Linked DNA regions of Mus musculus: region 1 is linked to region 2. A link is a loop called in an ENCODE intact Hi-C map of the cell type or tissue named here. Cell type or tissue: heart. All regions are shown on one strand. Links, peaks and the distances in the headings refer to the core of each region. The heading gives the core; the rest is flanking DNA. Region 1 has its middle 25 kb from the start of Srd5a3. Region 2 holds the start of Kdr (kinase insert domain protein receptor).

The links. Peaks named below come from ENCODE experiments on the same cell type or tissue, not always from the same donor. Only the 100,000 strongest peaks of a DNase experiment are listed, where the experiment ranks them.
Region 1: a loop joins it to region 2, with 5 times the contacts of the local background. A loop is called at or near these places in 5 of 42 quality-filtered maps.

Annotation. Positions count from the first base shown.
Region 1 is chr5:76,110,887-76,119,501 of GRCm38, forward strand. No RefSeq gene overlaps it. Among named protein-coding and RNA genes, the nearest start is that of Srd5a3, 25 kb to the right of the region's middle. In heart, for the core only: a CTCF peak has its summit at 7,753 (motif pointing left); DNase peaks (open chromatin) are centred at 485, 4,955 and 7,805; H3K27ac peaks cover 1,558 bases.
Region 2 is chr5:75,977,107-75,985,721 of GRCm38, forward strand. Kdr (kinase insert domain protein receptor) reads right to left here and starts at 1,349. Exons shown (of 30, transcript NM_010612.3): 1 at 996-1,349. The coding sequence starts at 1,062. It overlaps Gm32727 (a long non-coding RNA gene), which reads left to right and starts at 226. Exons shown (of 3, transcript XR_868500.2): 1 at 226-872. In heart, for the core only: a CTCF peak has its summit at 3,609; DNase peaks (open chromatin) are centred at 1,425 and 2,235; H3K4me3 peaks cover 1,944 bases; H3K27ac peaks cover 1,928 bases; H3K27me3 peaks cover 813 bases.

The DNA.
Region 1 (8,615 bases), core at 155-8,154, 130 kb after region 2:
GTTCTACAAACTAGTAAGCAACCAAAGTTAGAGGAGCTCTGGTTTGTTAGAAGGGCAGGTCAAATTGGCGGTAAGATGTTTATGAAAATGTGTGGCTTTTGTTTCTAAAGGCAATGGGAGCTAGCCAAGGGCCAATGCTCTATCAGCATTGCTGCAAACACCCCAGGTGAACCCCTAAAATTTTCTCTAGACCCTAGGATCCATAATGGAAAGATCCTTTGCAAACTCATCCCCTACACACATACACACACACACATGCACACACACATTATCTCCTCCCATGAGCAGCACAAACTTAAAAGCATTGGCTGCCTTGCTGCTACAGAAAGAGGTAAACAGAGACCCAGACACTCTTTTCTTTGAAAGACAGGAACTGTTCTGAGGCAAGCCCCACTTTCATTTACTGTAACATGTGAAAGCCTTCCCAAGGCCAGGGCTTTGCCGGTCTACTCTTAGAATCTCAAAGGCAGAAGGAAGACGTGAGTCACTGCTGAGGTAAAAATAGTGTCCTGGATGGGGACCAGCCATCCATTGTCATAGCCAGGACACAGCTCTTTCCATAATTTGAGGAATTATGTCAAGATTCACACTAGAAAGGCCTCTTAAAATCACTCTGGTTTGGGAAACTCTTGGGGGAGGTTTTCGTGGAAGCAGTAACACACTTTCTAGTGAGATGAGGTCTGAAGGAACAACGTGATTAGAAGAAATTCATGGTGAACCTAAACTTGTGAACTTGTGTATTTTTATTCAGCTCAGGTGTTTGTAACGGCTTGGAGATTAAAGAAAGGACTAAGACCCTCTCTAACTACTCTTTGGCCACACTGGCACTGCCCAACAGCAAATGCGACCACACCTGAGGCATTTTGCCCACTGACACTTGATTCCCGTTCTGTGGGAACATCTCTGTACTGTGAGATCAAAGGAGAGAAGAAACATCCTTACGTGTGGTCGTGATACCTAGTCTAAACTAAATCTGCAATGCGGTATGGAGAGCAGGAGATCCTGCTTCACCTCCCCCTCTCCTTCTTTCTCTTCCCCTCTCCTCCCCCTTCTTCTCCTCCTCTTTCCTCCCCTTCCCAAAAGTATGGCCAGGTTACCCAAAATTCCCGCCTCTAAATAATTTTAGGAGATCAAAACGCCAATAAATGCATATTTTATCATGGGTAATATAGTGAGTCATTTATAAAAAACAATTACTGAGTGATTCTCTGTTGATTCATCTGGCCAGTCACTGAGAAGTTTTCATGGGACTAGCGAGGATTCTTTTGGTCCTAGGGAAAAAAGCTAAAGGATGAGGTTCTGGGTGTGGTCCAGGAAGACTAAAAAGAGCCACCCCTACTAATTTTCTGGAACTGGCCTGCCCTTATTGTTTGAGTAGTTTGTCCTGAGACCATGGGAATTGCTGTGGCTACAGTTAATTGCTTTATCGTAAAGACCAGACTATGGAGAGAGGCTGTTGTATGCTCCTCCGATATGCAAATTTGTATGTTTTACTTGGAACCTCAGCTTTGCTTCTGTAAAGTGGGAAGAAGAATAATACATATCTCATCGCAGGAGCTCCTGGGAAGCCAAAATCAGCTCATGAATGGGCAATGCTCCACAAATATGAAGGAAATTCCAAGGACCACGTCTGGTCGAGAAACCACACATTTTGGTATTTATCCGAAAATCCTCAAAGGTTATGTATCCATACACAAACAAACACTAACACATATGCACACCAGAAAGAAAGAAAGAAAAATCTGTGCATGGAAGTTTAGATAAGTTTTTCTACAAAAATGTCCAAAGTGTGGATGAACCCAAGATGCCTGTGAATGATATGAATAGACACATCCATACAGAAGAGGTTGCAAAATCCCATGTCAGGATCTGTCTCTCTGTCTGTCTGTCTGTCTGTCCATATCTCTGCCTGTTGTCTACAGATCAAGATGTAAAGCTCTCAGCTACTTTTCCAGTTCCATGCCTGCCAATGGGCTGTCACACTCCCTGCCCTGATGATAATGGACTAGCCCTCTGAAACTGTAAGCAAGCCCTCAATTAAATGAATTCTTTTATAAGAGCTGCCTTGGTCATAGTGTCTCTTCACAGCAATAAGACAGTAACTAAGCAAGGGGGATTCATTTTCAGCTATACAGCACTGTACCTCTAGTTAGTCATGCTTTGGCCATTAAAAGCATGGTAAGCAGATATCTATTAAATGTTCTTATTACAATAAAGTTCAGTCAAATAATAATGTTAGTAAATCTCAGGTTCAGGTCACAAAACATGGAATTTCAGAACATTTTCTTCCCAAAAGAATAAAGCAATCAGCTTGAATTTAAACCACTGCTGTCCCTACCTAATGTTCAGAGTCCATTAAGTAGATTTTAAGTCCAAAAAAGGAAATAAGTAACAATCAATCGGTCACTTTCACAACAGAACTGAAATGATTCAGATCATAATTCAACATTCTTCCTAAGCAATTGTAGAAAAGGTTTGCAGCCTATATCTTCATCCTAGCCACTATAAATAGTACTCTTTTCTGTTTATGGGAGAGGGGGAAAAAAGGTTTCTCTAAGAATGTGGTGTGCAAAATGAACAGCCCACTGGCTCTCTCTTTGTTGTAGAATAGGAGGCAATAGATACCTCTGTCTCCTCAGCTGGACAGCTCCAAATAACCAGAGTGAAACACTGGGCATCAGGCTCAGGAGTTGCTTGACAACACTTTCTTCTTGTACCCTAATATGTCCCATACTACTAGATATGTTAGCAAGTGGCTGAGATTGGCCTGTGGTTCCCTGTAGAGAAGATTCATGTTTTTTCCTTTTGGGGTTGCTGGTCCTTGTCAGGTTATGGGGTATTAGCTAATTATTCCTTTTGGTAAATCTGAGTGACTTGTTACCCCAAGGATATATAGGATCCCAGAATCTAATCTATATAGATCCCAAGAGTCTGAAGTCCCACACAGTAATAACTTTACCAATTAGTGAAGTTTTTGGTAAACATAAGAAAATAACCACCTCATGTCGAAGAAATCTCTTATGCCTGCTTGGAAGCTTTGCCTGTCAAGTACAGATAATTGGCCTATAGCTGAGGCAGGAAATAGAAGGCCAGAATTCTCGTAGGAAGCAAGAATTCTGGGACAGAGCCAGGTGTGGGAGATTCACCTGGGGACGTGGAGGAGCACAAAAGCTTAAGAGCTGAATAGAGGTAACCAGCCAATTGGCAGAACTTAGAATAGAATAATGTGACAATTAATACATGAGCTAGTCAGGGAACAGCCATACCTTATGGCCAAGGCATTTGTAAGTATAATTTGAGTCCCAGAGCTCAATTCTGGGAGCTTGGGAAGAAGAGGAAAGACCCCCCTCACACACTTTTACAACTTCATACTAGACTTGCATAGTGTAAGAGTAGAGATACGTATTCCAACATGCGATGTGTGAGCACACTCATAAACAAAATACTAAAATAAATAAAAATAGTATCTCTCCAGGTGACTATAAAAAAAACAAAAACAAACAAACAAAAAAACCCCTCTTTTTATATTTATCAGCAGACATCCTAAAAACCTGAAGACAATTTGGGCCCCAGGTAAGGTTGCGTGCTTGGGTAGCATATGCAGGGATCTAGACCCCATCCCAACACTGTCCCCTACACACACACACACACACACACACACACACACACACACAGAGAGAGTTCTTTCACAGTCACAAAACAGGTATAGGTATGACACAAAATCTCATAGCTAAAATCTCTGAAAGGCATAAAACTTCTCAAGGAATGTTAGTGTGCTTCAAACATTTCAAAATAAGATCTGAGGAGGCTGGGGGTGGGGCACAGTCAGCAAGGGGTTTGCCTAATGTGCAAGAAGGCTCTAGCTAGGTTCAATGCCCAGGACCACATCAACTGCTCATGGTACGCAGTGGCACATATCTGTAATTCTAGCACTATGGTGGTAGAGGCAGGAGGATCAGAAACTCAAGGTTAGCCTCATCCACATAGAGAGTTTGAGGTCAGCCTTGACTACAAAAGACCCTGACTTAACAACAAAACAAGCATGATGGCAGACACCTTTAATTCTGGAACTTGGGAGGCAGAAGCAGGCATATCTCTATGGTCTATCTAGCAAGTTCCAGGCCAGTCAAAGCTACATAGCCTTGTCTAAATCCAAAACAAAATAGAAACAAGGACAGTGTCCCTGAGGGGCTCTGGATTGGCCCCATTGTTCTAAGCATCTTCTCTAGTTTCCGTTCTAGCAGGAAGCAGACTGGGGAGGGACACACGCCCCCCACCCCATACACACACACACACACACACACACACACACACACACACACACAGAGCTTAGAGAGTGTATATGGGCTTCCCCAAGGAAGACATATTTGCTACAGAATAAGATATGAATACAATGCAAATTAAAATAAAAACAGAAATGAAATGTCATTTCCCCCCATCTTAATATGGTGATATTAGGAAAGTGTTCAATGTTAGAATTTCCAGTGTGGAGGAGGTTTGGAGGAATTGAGCCCTCTTGGACAGCTCGATCAGAAGCATAGTATGACCACACCCTCACAGTCAGCCTTCCACGTGAGAGCACGGCCTTGCTGTGGAATCTCAGCCCTGCCACTTAGCACCTGTGAACTTGACCTAGTATCTTCATTTTGGAGCCTTCAGGCAGGCAGGCCTGGGTAAGTGAATGGAGCTTAGCAACCCGGGCATAGTAGGGAGTCAGGAAACTAATCCTGTTGGAAGCAAGGTGCTGGCTGGCCCTTGTGAGTTGGAATTCAATGAACAGCAGCATCCTGTAGAGACTGCTTATGGTCTCCCATCTGTTCTCCCTAACAAAACAAAGGCAAGGAGATTTCATGTGAGCCTTCACACTACAGAAGTCCACGGTCAAGAAGTCCATTGCCCATCAACGTTATCACCGGACTTTACGCTGGCTGCCCTTGAGAATTCCATTACCTAATGTGACTCTCCCAGCAGCTCTGCCAGGCTATCAGCACAGATGGTATTTGTGTTTCCAAAGGAGGAAATAAAGGTTAAGAAGCTACGGGACTTGCCAGTGTCACTTAGGAGCAGGTCAGAAGGTCAAATCAGTTTCCTGTGGTTGTGGAGCCTCTGTGGGAACACCTCTGCTACTCACCTTATCCCAGTGACCAAGAGATTCCAGGTAGTCAGGGCATGGGACAGGTGGGGGAGGTAAGAAGGAAGTCCTAATTCACACCAGTCACTATCTGTCACCTGCCTGCTCTACAAAAAGGAAACCAAATGCCCATTTCCTCTGTAAGAACGTTCCTTTCAATTAAGCCCCTCACATAATTCAACTCCACTGTGCTTGAGCCAGCCTTGGGCACAGGGTGAAAGCACTCAAAACAGGCCGCTGTCGTCTGCTCTTCTCCGTGAGGAAGTCGGCCCTCTTTTCCAGCTCACCCCTCCTTCTCCAAGCTCACCACACAGGAAAACTGTTCTCCATGTTTGCCTGCGCTCTTCTGAGTACTGAAAGGCTGTCCTGTGGTCATATGCCACCTATAAATTCACCAAAATACATCTTCCTTCCCCATTGAAGTGACACGACTTTCTGGCCTAAGTGGCTTTGTTTCTAGCCAACAACAAAAGAAGGAATCTGATTAGGAAAAGTCTCTTGGACTGGTTTTCTAGATCCTTTAATACAGTTCTTCATGTTGCAGTGAACCCCAACCGTAAAATTATTTCCGTTGCTTCTTCACAACTGTAATTTTGCTACAGTCGTAAATTGCAACATAAATAGCTGTGTTTTCCCTATAGTCTCAGATAACCCCTGTGAAAAGGGTGTGTGAGTACTCGAAGGGGTCTCGACCCACTGCCTTAGAGTGAACTGGTCCCAAGAGTTGCAGGTCCTCGAATGCAGTCACACTCTATTTAGGAAAGGGGGAGGGGGAAACACAGTGGAGGAGGTGGGGAAGAAAGGCACATTCTACCAGAAAATGTACAACATTTTTTTGCCTGTGAACACATTTTCACCTGTGAATCCCCAATCTCCTCACTTCCCGTGTGTGTGCGTGTTTGTGTGTGTGTGTGTGCGTGTGTGTGTGTGTGTGTGTGTGTGCGTGTGCATGTGTGTGTGTGCGTGTGCGTGCGCGTGTGTTCTGCTTGCAGTTCTAGATGTGTGTGTGTGCTCTCAATGGTTCCTTTCGCCGTGCCTGGTGCTTCCTGCCTATTGTGGTGGTGATGGACGCTTAGGAGCTCTGGAACCCTCGAAAATAAACTCATGGCTCTAGCTGCATATGTAACAGTGTGGTGCTTCATCACAGCAATAGAACAGCAACTAAGACACTTTGTCTGAGTCATTAGATAACCCAATGAGAACTAGGACCAGAAGAAGCACTTTGCTCTTGGGCTTTGGTCTAGACAAGTTTGGTTTATGTTAAAAAGGCAGCTTTGTATCACTGAGAATACCTTAGGCTTTAAAAATTAGAGGACAGTTTCTGTTTAGCGTTTTGTTGACTGCCAAGTTAAAGAGAGAGAGAGAGGGAGAGAGAGAGAGCAAGCTTCCTCCATATAATGTAGAAGATAGAATTACTTATGGAGTCAGGCAGACTGGGTGCAAATTCATTCTCTACCCTGTAATAGATGCTCCAGGACAAGTCAGTTACTGTCCACACAGCCGTTTCCTCTTCGAAAGTGGAGGTGATGGGCAGTAACTACCCCATCGCTTTACTGTGGCAGTTGTGCCTCACATCAGTCTCTGTACACAACACCTAAGGTATTTCCTAACCTATATTAGCTCTCACTAGAGAGTTACGCAGACAGAAGACCAACAACAGGCTCCTCTGAGATTGGACACTGGAGCAGGAGCAGTGACACATGCAAGCTCTCCGGGGGACTGCTGTGGCAGTGGCACAAGGCTTAATGGGAACTGGAGGTCAACTTAATCTACACCGAGAGTTTTAGCTAGCCTGGACTACATAGCCAGATGCTACCTCCAAAACAAAATCTAACGGGTGCTGGGCACGTCTTCTTTTTTTTTTTTTTTTTTTAAAGATTTATTTATTTATTATATGTAAGTACACTGTAGCTGACTTCAGATACACCAGAAGAGGGCATCAGATCTCATTACGGGTGGTTGTGAGCCACCATGTGGTTGCTGGGATTTGAACTTCGGACCTTCAGAAGAGCAGTCAGGTGCTCTTACCCACTGAGCCATCTCGCCAGCCCCTGGGCACATCTTCTTAAGACTATGTTTTATTATGAGAAGACATTCTTCCGGAAGATGCAGTCTCTTGGATATGGTGTGGCTGGAGTAGGGATAAGATGACCCCGTGGAAGTGGAGGTTAATGACTGCATGCATTGGTTCCTTTCCAGAAAATGTAACACAAGCCTCACAATACTCCTTGTATTAGGCAAAATGGAAAAAGAAATACTTTCTTTTGCTCCATAAAAAATTTTACCAAGTTATCTGAGCCTGACAGAAGCTCGTGAGCAGTTTTCCTGCCTCCATTGTTATTCCATTAAACATCTGGTTATCAAACCCGGACCAAGGATATTATATAATTGGAGATCAACTTTATACCTTGCCCCCAAGAACAGATAACATTTCCTTCTGTTGGTCCAGAATACAGAGCACATAAGGCTTACCTTCCATAGATCATAGTAACGAAAATTACAGAATGAACAAATCAAGAAGGGATTGCATAGGTAATATTAAGTTTGCTCAACCGTTTAAAAACAAGTTTCAGGGAACAAAATACAGGGCATTAGCGCCATCTGCAGGCAGAAGTCCATTTGAAATGGGAGGCGGATGAATCATGAGAAAGGGTACTGACTGATACAGGTGGTGGTACAGGTGGCAGATGTGGCCCACCCTGCATCCTCCAGTAACACCCATGTGGCTACTGAGCATCTTCGGTTTATGTTGTTTCATTTGAAATAGGATCTTACGACACTCAGGCTGACGCTCCTGACTTGAACTCCAGATATCCCTGCCTCCTTTCCCTGACTGCGGAGCTCACAGGCATGAATTCCTTCAAGAAGCTGATATCGGGAAAGTTCAAACTGAGTTGTTCCATAAACACAAAATACAGAATTTAGAAAGTATAAAGTGGAGAAAAGGCTGTGAAACGTATTGAGTACAGTGTTTATATTGTGATTACAGTACATACGGCTACTTCACTATTATTACAACTATTATTTTTACCTACTCACTGTGACTGCTAGAGATGTGAAAGTTCACATTGACACATACATATATTAAGTTCATAAATAAATATTTTTTTAAATTGAAAGGGTTGGCAAGGGGTCAGCAAGTAAGGTCATTTGCCACTAAAGTCTGACTTCCTAAGTTCAGTCTCTGGACCCTCACAAATATAAAGAAAGAACTAATTCTCTCCTTCTAGTCATTTGTTTTCTGACTGTCACATGTGCATACACACACACACACACACACACACACACACACATATATATATACATATACATATATATATATATATATATATATATAACACAAACCTGTTATATATATACACATATATACATACATTTGTGTATATATACATGTATATATATATGTGTGTGTCATATATATGTATATATATATACACACACACAGTAATGGCTTATATACATATATATGACTAAATAAATGTAG
Region 2 (8,615 bases), core at 401-8,400:
GTGCCAATGCTTTTAAGCCATGCGATTCTCTTAGGGCGCAAGGAATGTTTCTGCAGAATTGACTTCTTTTTTCCTGATTCTCCATTCTCCAATGGGTGGAGATTGGAAATCTGCAAACTGTGGCTTCAAAAAGGAAATGACAGAGAAATAGAGGAGGAAGAGGAGGAGGAAAAGGAAGAGGGAAAGGGAAGGGAAGGGAAGGGAAGGGAAGGGAAGGGAAGGGAAGGGAAGGGAAGGGAAGGGAAGGGAAATTATTGCACAAAAGCCCAAGAGCGAGTGTGGGCCTAACCTTGAAGCAGAGGGCATTTTAAAACAAGAAAAGTGACCTATAACTAGGTGCCAAGCTCAAGAGTTTCTGAGACTTTCAGAGTTTACCCCAGGACCAGCGCTTTGGAGTCGGTAAGTGGAGAGTTATTTAGTTTAATACACCTGGAGAAGCTGTCACAGAAGAGAAAGCCGCGTCTTCCTCCTACCAGCAAAAATAGCATTCTGCATCAAAGAAAGTTGAGGGAGGAAAGTGTTGCTCTATGAAGAGACCTCACCTCACATAGTCCGTGCGCTTACACGCTGGAGCTAAAGGGGAGCGGAGCCAGAGGCGGATTCCCTGCCCCACACTAGGGCGGTGGGCAACAGCACGGAGTGATTGATGCCAGCCGGGCCGCTTGGCTTGAGCTGGCTTCCCAGCGTTTGACCGCCTGTTCCTGCCAGTGGGAGCATCTCCTGCCCCGGCTCAGGCCGCCTTTCCACTCCTGCCTACCTAGCGCCAGGGGCTGTGACGGCTCCGCAGGACACGCTCCAACCGATGCCCGGGGGAGAGTAGAATCCTGGCTGAGTCATTTCGGAAGAGTCTTTGAACCTCAGTTTCCCCATTGGTAAGTGAAAGAACACCCAAGGGAGGAGGGTCTCTAGAGCTCTACGAGTTAGGTCCTCTTCTATTCCCACTCTCCGCCCGCACCCTACTTCTCCGCCTTACTACTAAAGAGTGGGCTTCTTACCCACAGAGGCGGCTCGGGTCTCCACGCAGAACCACAGAGCGACAGCTAGCAGCGCCTTGCTCTCCATCCTGCACCTCGCGCTGGGCACAGAGCCCAGTTCTCAGGCACAGACTCCTTCTCCGTCCCTGGCCCGCAAAGAAGTCACAGAGGCGGTATGCGCCCCCGCAGCGCAAGACCGGGGAGAGCGCGGGGCACCGGCGCCCTGGCTCCAGCCGCGGCTGCAGCGGTGTCCGCGGAATCGGGTCAGCCAGGTTATCCCGGCTGCGGGACACAGTCTGGGCTTTCAGTCCTGCCGGGTAGCGGTCCGCGCGATCTAAGGAAACACAGCTTACTCTCTTGGGGTCCTGAGGACTCAGGGCAGAAAGAGAGCGCCGGCTACACACTAGCGAATGGGGGCGGGGTCATTACCGGGAGGGGTGGGGACTCCCTGCGTCCGGCCACGCCCCCCACTGGATACCAGGTTTGGGTTTCCCGGTTTCCCACGCCCACTCCCCCACTACCCCGGAACTGTGCCGGGCGGCAAGTCGCATCTGAGAGCAAATCTGGACGCAGCTCGGTTTCTGGTGGAAGTAAAATGTAGCCAGTAATGGGCTCTGAGACACTTGCTGCCCCCAGCAACCTGGGAAGCATCACCAGAAACACGAGGCCCACTGCGCCCTCATTAGGAGCCTGCAAGTGCAGAACTCTCTTCGCCGCTGCACTGAAAGTCCCAAGGGACCAAAAATCCGCCCGCAGTTGGGAGCATGAAGACAAGAACCCCTGAACCTAGATGTACTCGGGGCACAAACTTGCAGTGAGTTGGTCAGTACTTGGAAGTTTTGTTTTATGGTGCTTTGGCCACCGCATCCCCCGCCCCGTCTGAATGTTTTAATTAGAAGATAGGCGCTTATCCAGGTTGCCAACGCCTCTACTGTTTTCTCGTCCATCTGGCAACTTTAAATCGTCCGAAGTTACCTGATTAGCCCTAGAAGACATTTCGGTTGTGAACTCCTGCCTGGCTCGGTCCAGAAAACCCATAGCAAGGAGATGCAGGGAGCTGGCGGTGGTCAGGGCTCCAGGGCAAATGCACAGAGAAGAGCCCCCGGTCCTTCTCCAGTGGCTGCTAGAGTGCTTTTGTCTACCCAGTTCCATGACCACGGTCCCCTACAGTAACTTTGGCCAGGCCCCTTTTCAGAGCTGACCTTTCAGCCAAGATATGCTTGGGGGGAAGAGAAGGGAGAGTTTCTTGCCAGAGGCGCCAGTGTAGGAACAAAGAGGAAACCGGTCCCATGTGAACAGTCCCCCCCCCCCCCCCAGCTATGTAGACTTCAAGTAGCGACTAGAGAGGAACAGCAGCCTTCACCCCTCGTTTTCTTTCCATTCCTTTCCTTCCACGCCTGGGAAATGACAACAAATATCTTGTGACATGTTTTACTCCTGGCAAAAACCAAATGCATTTAGAATGATAGTTTAAAGGACAGTCTTTCAGCCAGACAAAGAGATAAGATTATTGTCTCTACATCGGATCTAAACTACACTGATATGCATGATTAATGATGTAACATGGTGCTTTTCTTTAAAAAAAATAAGGGGGGAAACAGGCATGCTCCTTTATCACGTGCCTAAGCCTCAAGTATGGTGCCAGAAGCAGGTGGCAAACCAGGAGGGTTTGTAAAATCCAGGTTCACTATAAAAACATGTCAACACATAGCGAATCTATATAATAAAATTATACTTGAAGATCTTGGGCATGTTTGGTGTGGGCATCCTCATTTAGCAGAGGCATGCCTGGTCTGCTCACATTTAGCTTTGTTGTATATTCAGCTCCTCACGAATGAAAACTCCGTATGAAGGCTGCTTGGTGTACCTATCGACAGCGTTCTGAAGGTTCTGGCTTGTTCTTTTTATCGGTGTTCCCCTGGGTGTGTGGCCTCTTAGCTAAGAGGTGTATTTACTTGTGAACAGGGTAGAATGTTTAAGGAAACTTCTCTTGCAGAGAGTAAAACAAACTCAAACAAACCTCAGCAAAAGAGCCAAGGAGGGCTGTCAGATCTGGGTAGAGGGAGGGACGATGGATCCTGGATAGGCGAAGGTAGGTCTTCTCCATCCCGGTGGCCAGACAAGGCTTCTCTCGAAGCCTTATTTACAATTCTGGACACTTCCCCTTCTATGTTTTACTTAAGAAGACAGTGTCTCCTCTAATACAAACCAGAACCTGCAGGCCCGTGGTAATCGCCCCATTTAGAATTCTTAGAGGAAACGATGCGTCTTTGATTGGCTATGGCACCCAAATTTAACAGGATCTCAGTGAAATCAGCCTCCTATACTCCCTCCCTCCACACACATAGGGAAATACTTTACACTTGTTTTGGGCCTTTTTTTTTTTTTAAAGACAAGATGTGTTTTAAAAAGGAAGAAGAAAAGGAAAAAAGAGAGGGAAGGAGAGGGAGACGGTTCAGCTTGTGAAGTTTCAGTGCAAGCATGAAAACCTGCGTTTGAGCTTCCAAACTCACATTTTAAAAGGCTCATGTGGTGCCAACCTTGTTATCCCAGCACTGGGGAAGGAGAGATAGGAGGATCCCCAAGGCGCGCCAGCCCAAACGGAGATGAATCAGCTAGTGACCTTCAGGCCAGTAAGAGGCAGTGTCTCCCAGCTGAAGCTCTTGAGAAATGATACTCAAATATACCTCTGGCGGGACCATCAAAACTGGACCTCAACAGAGCAGGAGTGAGTGCGCGTGCGCGCGCACACACACACACACACACACTTGTTCAAGAGCATTCTCTATTTGACACAGACATAGATGAGCAGTAGGAAATGTTATGAGAAGTCCCCAGAAAGATCGCACTTTATAAATTCCAGGAAGTGCTCGCCTGCCGCAAAGGTAGGTGGGAAAGAAGACATCTTTGCTTCTTACACGTTTTTCAAAATAAATGAATAAGTTCATTTTCACAACTACAGTGTGGCGCACTACCCTTCCTTTTCTAGTGGCTGCTGTGGTTTCGGTCATTGCCACCAGTCAGTCACATGCTTGCATGGCACTTCCCCATGTTTGCTTCGTGTAAGTGTTTTCTTAAGTTTCTGTTTAGCAGAGCATGTGACTACCTCGCTGGCAAGGTGGGCTCCGTTTATAAACCGAGCACACTCACGACTCTCAGACTTGGCTAGCCCTCCTGCGTTGTTTCCTTCTCACCATGCCCAAGTTTATTTTACTCTGTGTATGGCTTGTGTCTTTAGGAGGAAAAGAAGGCTCAGTTACCTGGAAGTCAGACTCACTTCGCTTGTTCTGTCAGAGTTCAATTCTACTTTACAGTGTGATGAGTGTTTTAATGACTTTCCATTCTTTATGTGAAGCAGACCAAGTTGTGCTACCTGCAAAGGAAGAATCTTGGTACTGGGGATCTATATACCCATGTACTTTCCTATAGTTACTTGGAACTTTAAAAAAAAAAAAGATAAATTGAAATTTTAAAGTAGAGTCTGAGAGATACCTCTGCATTATGGGTGCTCGCTGTCTTTCCACAGGACCCGAGTTTGGTTCCGAGCACCCACAGTGGGCGTCTCACAGCCCATTTCTACAGCTCTGGAGAATCTGTTGCCTTGGTTTCCATGGAAACACACACACATATGCTTATTGACATGCATATACATACAATTACATAAAATAAAATATTTTTTAAATCAAATATGTAAAAGATGCAGGGAAATTAATTGAAAGTCCACATTGCACCAGAGAAGGGGGTCAGAAAACAGGAGTAGCCAACATTTGAGCAGACACAGTCTGAAAGCTGAAGTCCATCTTTGCCTCATCCTTACGACAGCCATGAAGGTAGCAAGCTCTATTAGCAGACTTGGGGGCAATGAAAACAATTATTCTCGATGGTAAGAGAATGTTCTCCTTCCCTACTTAGATCTGTGCAAAAGGAAAAAACAGTTACATCGATTTTCTAACATCCTTTTTTTTCCTTCCCCCACCCCGAATCATTTTTTAAGATTTATTTATGTAATGTGTGTATTTTGCTTTCATGTTTGTATGTAGACCGCACGCGTGCCTGGTGTTTTCAGACAGAAGAGGGAGTCGGGTCTCCTAGAACTGGAGTTACAGATGGTTGTGAGCCACCGTGTGGGTGCTGGGAACTGGCTCCAGGGCCTGTGTAGGGATAAGTATTCTTAACAGCTGAGCCATCTCTCCAGCTCCATCTGGCGGATTTTGTTTTCTGCTAGGAGTGCCGATGAAAGTCAAGGGGCCACACTGTAAATGAATAACAAGCAAGTCCATTTAGGAGCACTCTTGATGTGATGGGCATATTCCTTGATTCATCTGTTTACTGCTCAAAAATAACTGAATAGAAAATGTAACATTCTCATAGTGTGGAGGAGGGAGTTTAGAAGGTTTAAGTAGCTTTCCAATATTTCACAGTTCTAAGTTGCTAAATAAGATTTGTAAAAATAGATGTTAAGCACCCAAGACCTTCAAGCTCACAGTTTTTGACTGGTGACCGATCTCATCCGAGGATAAGGCCAGGTGCATTGAATCAACGCCACAGGCTGCCTCCTACCTCCCTGCAAGCTTTTCCGTTTCAGTGATAAAACACCAGGAGCAAAGAAACTTATAGAAGAGAGTTCACTGAGGTTACCTTTCCAGAGGGCTAGGAGTCTATCATGGCGGGCAGGCATGGCATCGGGAGCAGGAATCTCACAGTGTCAGACACAGCACAATGCAGAGAGAGAACAAGGTAGTAGATGAGGGTTTATAGTCTCAAAGCTGCTAGCATGCTTCCTCCTGCCAGGCTGTGCCTCCCAACCTCCCTACAAAAGCTCCCCCAACTGGGAACTAAGTATTCAAATATCTGAGCCCACAGGGGACATTCTTGTACAAATCACTACATCCCCATAAATGATCCATTTTCCTAGAAAGATGGTGTGCAAAAAGGATGTTAAGGGAGGCGGGGGACTCTGAGATGCTAACTAAGAAAGAAAGACAAGTTATCAGACTCCTTCCATCCAGGGAAACACGCTCATGTTAGATGTAACTCTGCTATGTAATCTTCAAACCACCAGTCTTCCTCACAAATAGAGGTTTGATCCCTAGAAAACGTTGTGCATGTCTTTTAAAAAAAATTCCCTTAGTCATTGTGGACATCTTTCAGTATGGAGATAAAGCATGAGACCCAAGTAATGAGCCCTTCCTTCCTTCCTTCCTTCCTCCCTCCCTCCCTCCCTCCCTCCCTCCCTCCCTCCCTCCCTCCCTCCTTCCCTCCCTCCCTCCTTCCCTCCCTTCCTTCCTTCCTTCCTCTCTGTCTTCCTTCCTTCCTTCCTTTCTCTCTCTCTCTCTCTCTCTCTCTCTCTCTCTCTCTCCTTCCTTCCTTCCTTCCTTTTTTCTACCTTTCTTCCTTCCCTCACCCTCCCTTTTCTTTTCTGTTTATTGTTTTATTTCATATGTATGGATCAATCATTTGCTTGCATGTATGTCTATGAACCAAGTGTGTAGTTGATGCCCATGGAGGCCAGAAGAATTCATCAGATCCCCTGGAACTGAAGTCACAGATGATTGTGAGCCACCTCTGAGTGCCAGGACTTGAACCTAGGTCCTCTGCAAGAACAGCCGTTGCTCTAAACTGTTGAGCCATCTCTCCATCTAGCTTCCTGGAACTCTCCTGTAAAACCCAGCCAAGGAAGTAATTAAATTTAAAGGGGTGGCAATTAATACATAGTAAAAATGGTAAAGGGGATAACGATGAATGTTAATAAAATTCATTATGAATGTCTTAATTAAACAGATATTATAAAGATAGTATGGGGTGGGGCTAGCAAGATGGCTCAACAAATAGAAGCTCTTGCTATGAAGCCCGACAACCTGAGTTTGAGGCCAGGGACTCACACGGTAGAAGGAGAGGACTGACTCCTATAGGTTGTCCCTGACTTCCACCTGTGGACTGGGCCATGAATGTCTGCACACAGATAAAATCAGTAAATGGGAGAAGTGGCAAGTGAGATGACTCAAGAAGAACCTGATGCTCTTGAGATGACCCAGGCTCAGTTCTCTGCACCCACAAGGTGGTTCATGCCTCCAGTCCTAGGGAACCCAATGCTCCCTTCTGATCTCTACGGGCAGCAAAAATGTATGCGATGCACTATGACTGTGTAGGCAAAACACTCGTACACATAAAATTAAAAAAAAAACATTAAACATGCTTCCTGAAAAATGAATAGAATAAGTAAGTGTATGAAAGAAAAACTCAGGATATTAAAATTATATGTGTTAGGTACATCCTCTCCCACTGAAACCAGATAAGACAGGAGGTATCCCCCCTTCTCAGAGGTGAAGGAGAGATGGGGAGGGGTAAGAAGCAGTGGAGAGAGTTAATCAGAGGAGGGGGGGGTCTGTGATCAGGATATAAAGTAAATAAATAAATGGAAAAATATAACTATGTCCAACTTTTTAAAAGTTATATGTACTAGCCATGTAAAATGGACTTCATATGCTCACTTGTAAATTCACATTTAAATAATAGTCATATAGAATAGGTATAACCAGTCATGTACTAAATGTATACATTATCTTAGGCAATTTGATATAGACTATTTGGTTAGTCAAAGAACCAGAGAATTACTCTCCTTTTTCTGTATGCTCAGCACTTGTGTGACAGGCTAGGCAAAATTTTCAACAGCAGAGATTAGGTCAGATTCAGCCCGTATTGCTAGTGTGCGGCTAGGCAAAATTTTCAACAGCAGAGATTAGGTCAGATTCAGCCCGTATTGCTAGTGTGCGGAACCTCTCGATGTGTTAGTAACGTTGAGAGTGTTTTTCCTCGCTTCTGCTTCTGCTGTGCCTCGTTTCTCCTGCATCTCCTCCCACTCTGAATCACGTGTCTCTGGTGCCCACCCACCACAACTTTAATGACACCAGCCTGTTGAAGTATGTAAAACTATCCAATGTCAACAAAGATACAGAGTGACTGTAATTAGTAATAAGGGGAAGACTGGCAGGTCTTCTTATTTTAAATGAGAAAGAAAAACAGTCTTGTAAGATTTGTATGGAGTATGTAAGAAATGTGATTTGCATCTCTTGCCTCTGCCATGTGCAGATTGCAACCATTTCCCAATGTGTTACCCATCTTCCTTCTTAAAGCTTATCAGGTCTTCAAAGGACTGAATTGTACGCAAACTTATCTTCTATATTCTAGAGCGGAAACCAGTTATTAATCTCTGCCCAGTATGTCTGCAGCATCTGTCTCAGCATCTGGCTGCTTTTGGAGTCATACCTTGGTTGAGACCTTATCCAACCAGTACCCTTCACTGTCCTGGCTCTTTAGCTCTACCATAAAGACAGGATTTGCCAGATACATCTTGCTTACCCCACACCACCCCTGATAAGAAGAGTGTACGTGCCTGTAGGTTACCCATATGCTGTGATTTGGATGTGAAATGTCCCCTGTTAGGCTCATGTGTTTGAACCCTTGGTCCTCAGCTGATGGCACTATTTGGGAACACTGTGGAGACTGTAGGAAGTGAAGCATCACTGAAGAAAGTGGATCACTAGATTCGAGCTACTCCCTAGCCCCCTCCTTCCCATTCACTTCCTGATGCAATGAGGCAGCCAGGTGTCACGAGGTCTTCCTTGCCATGAAACTATATCT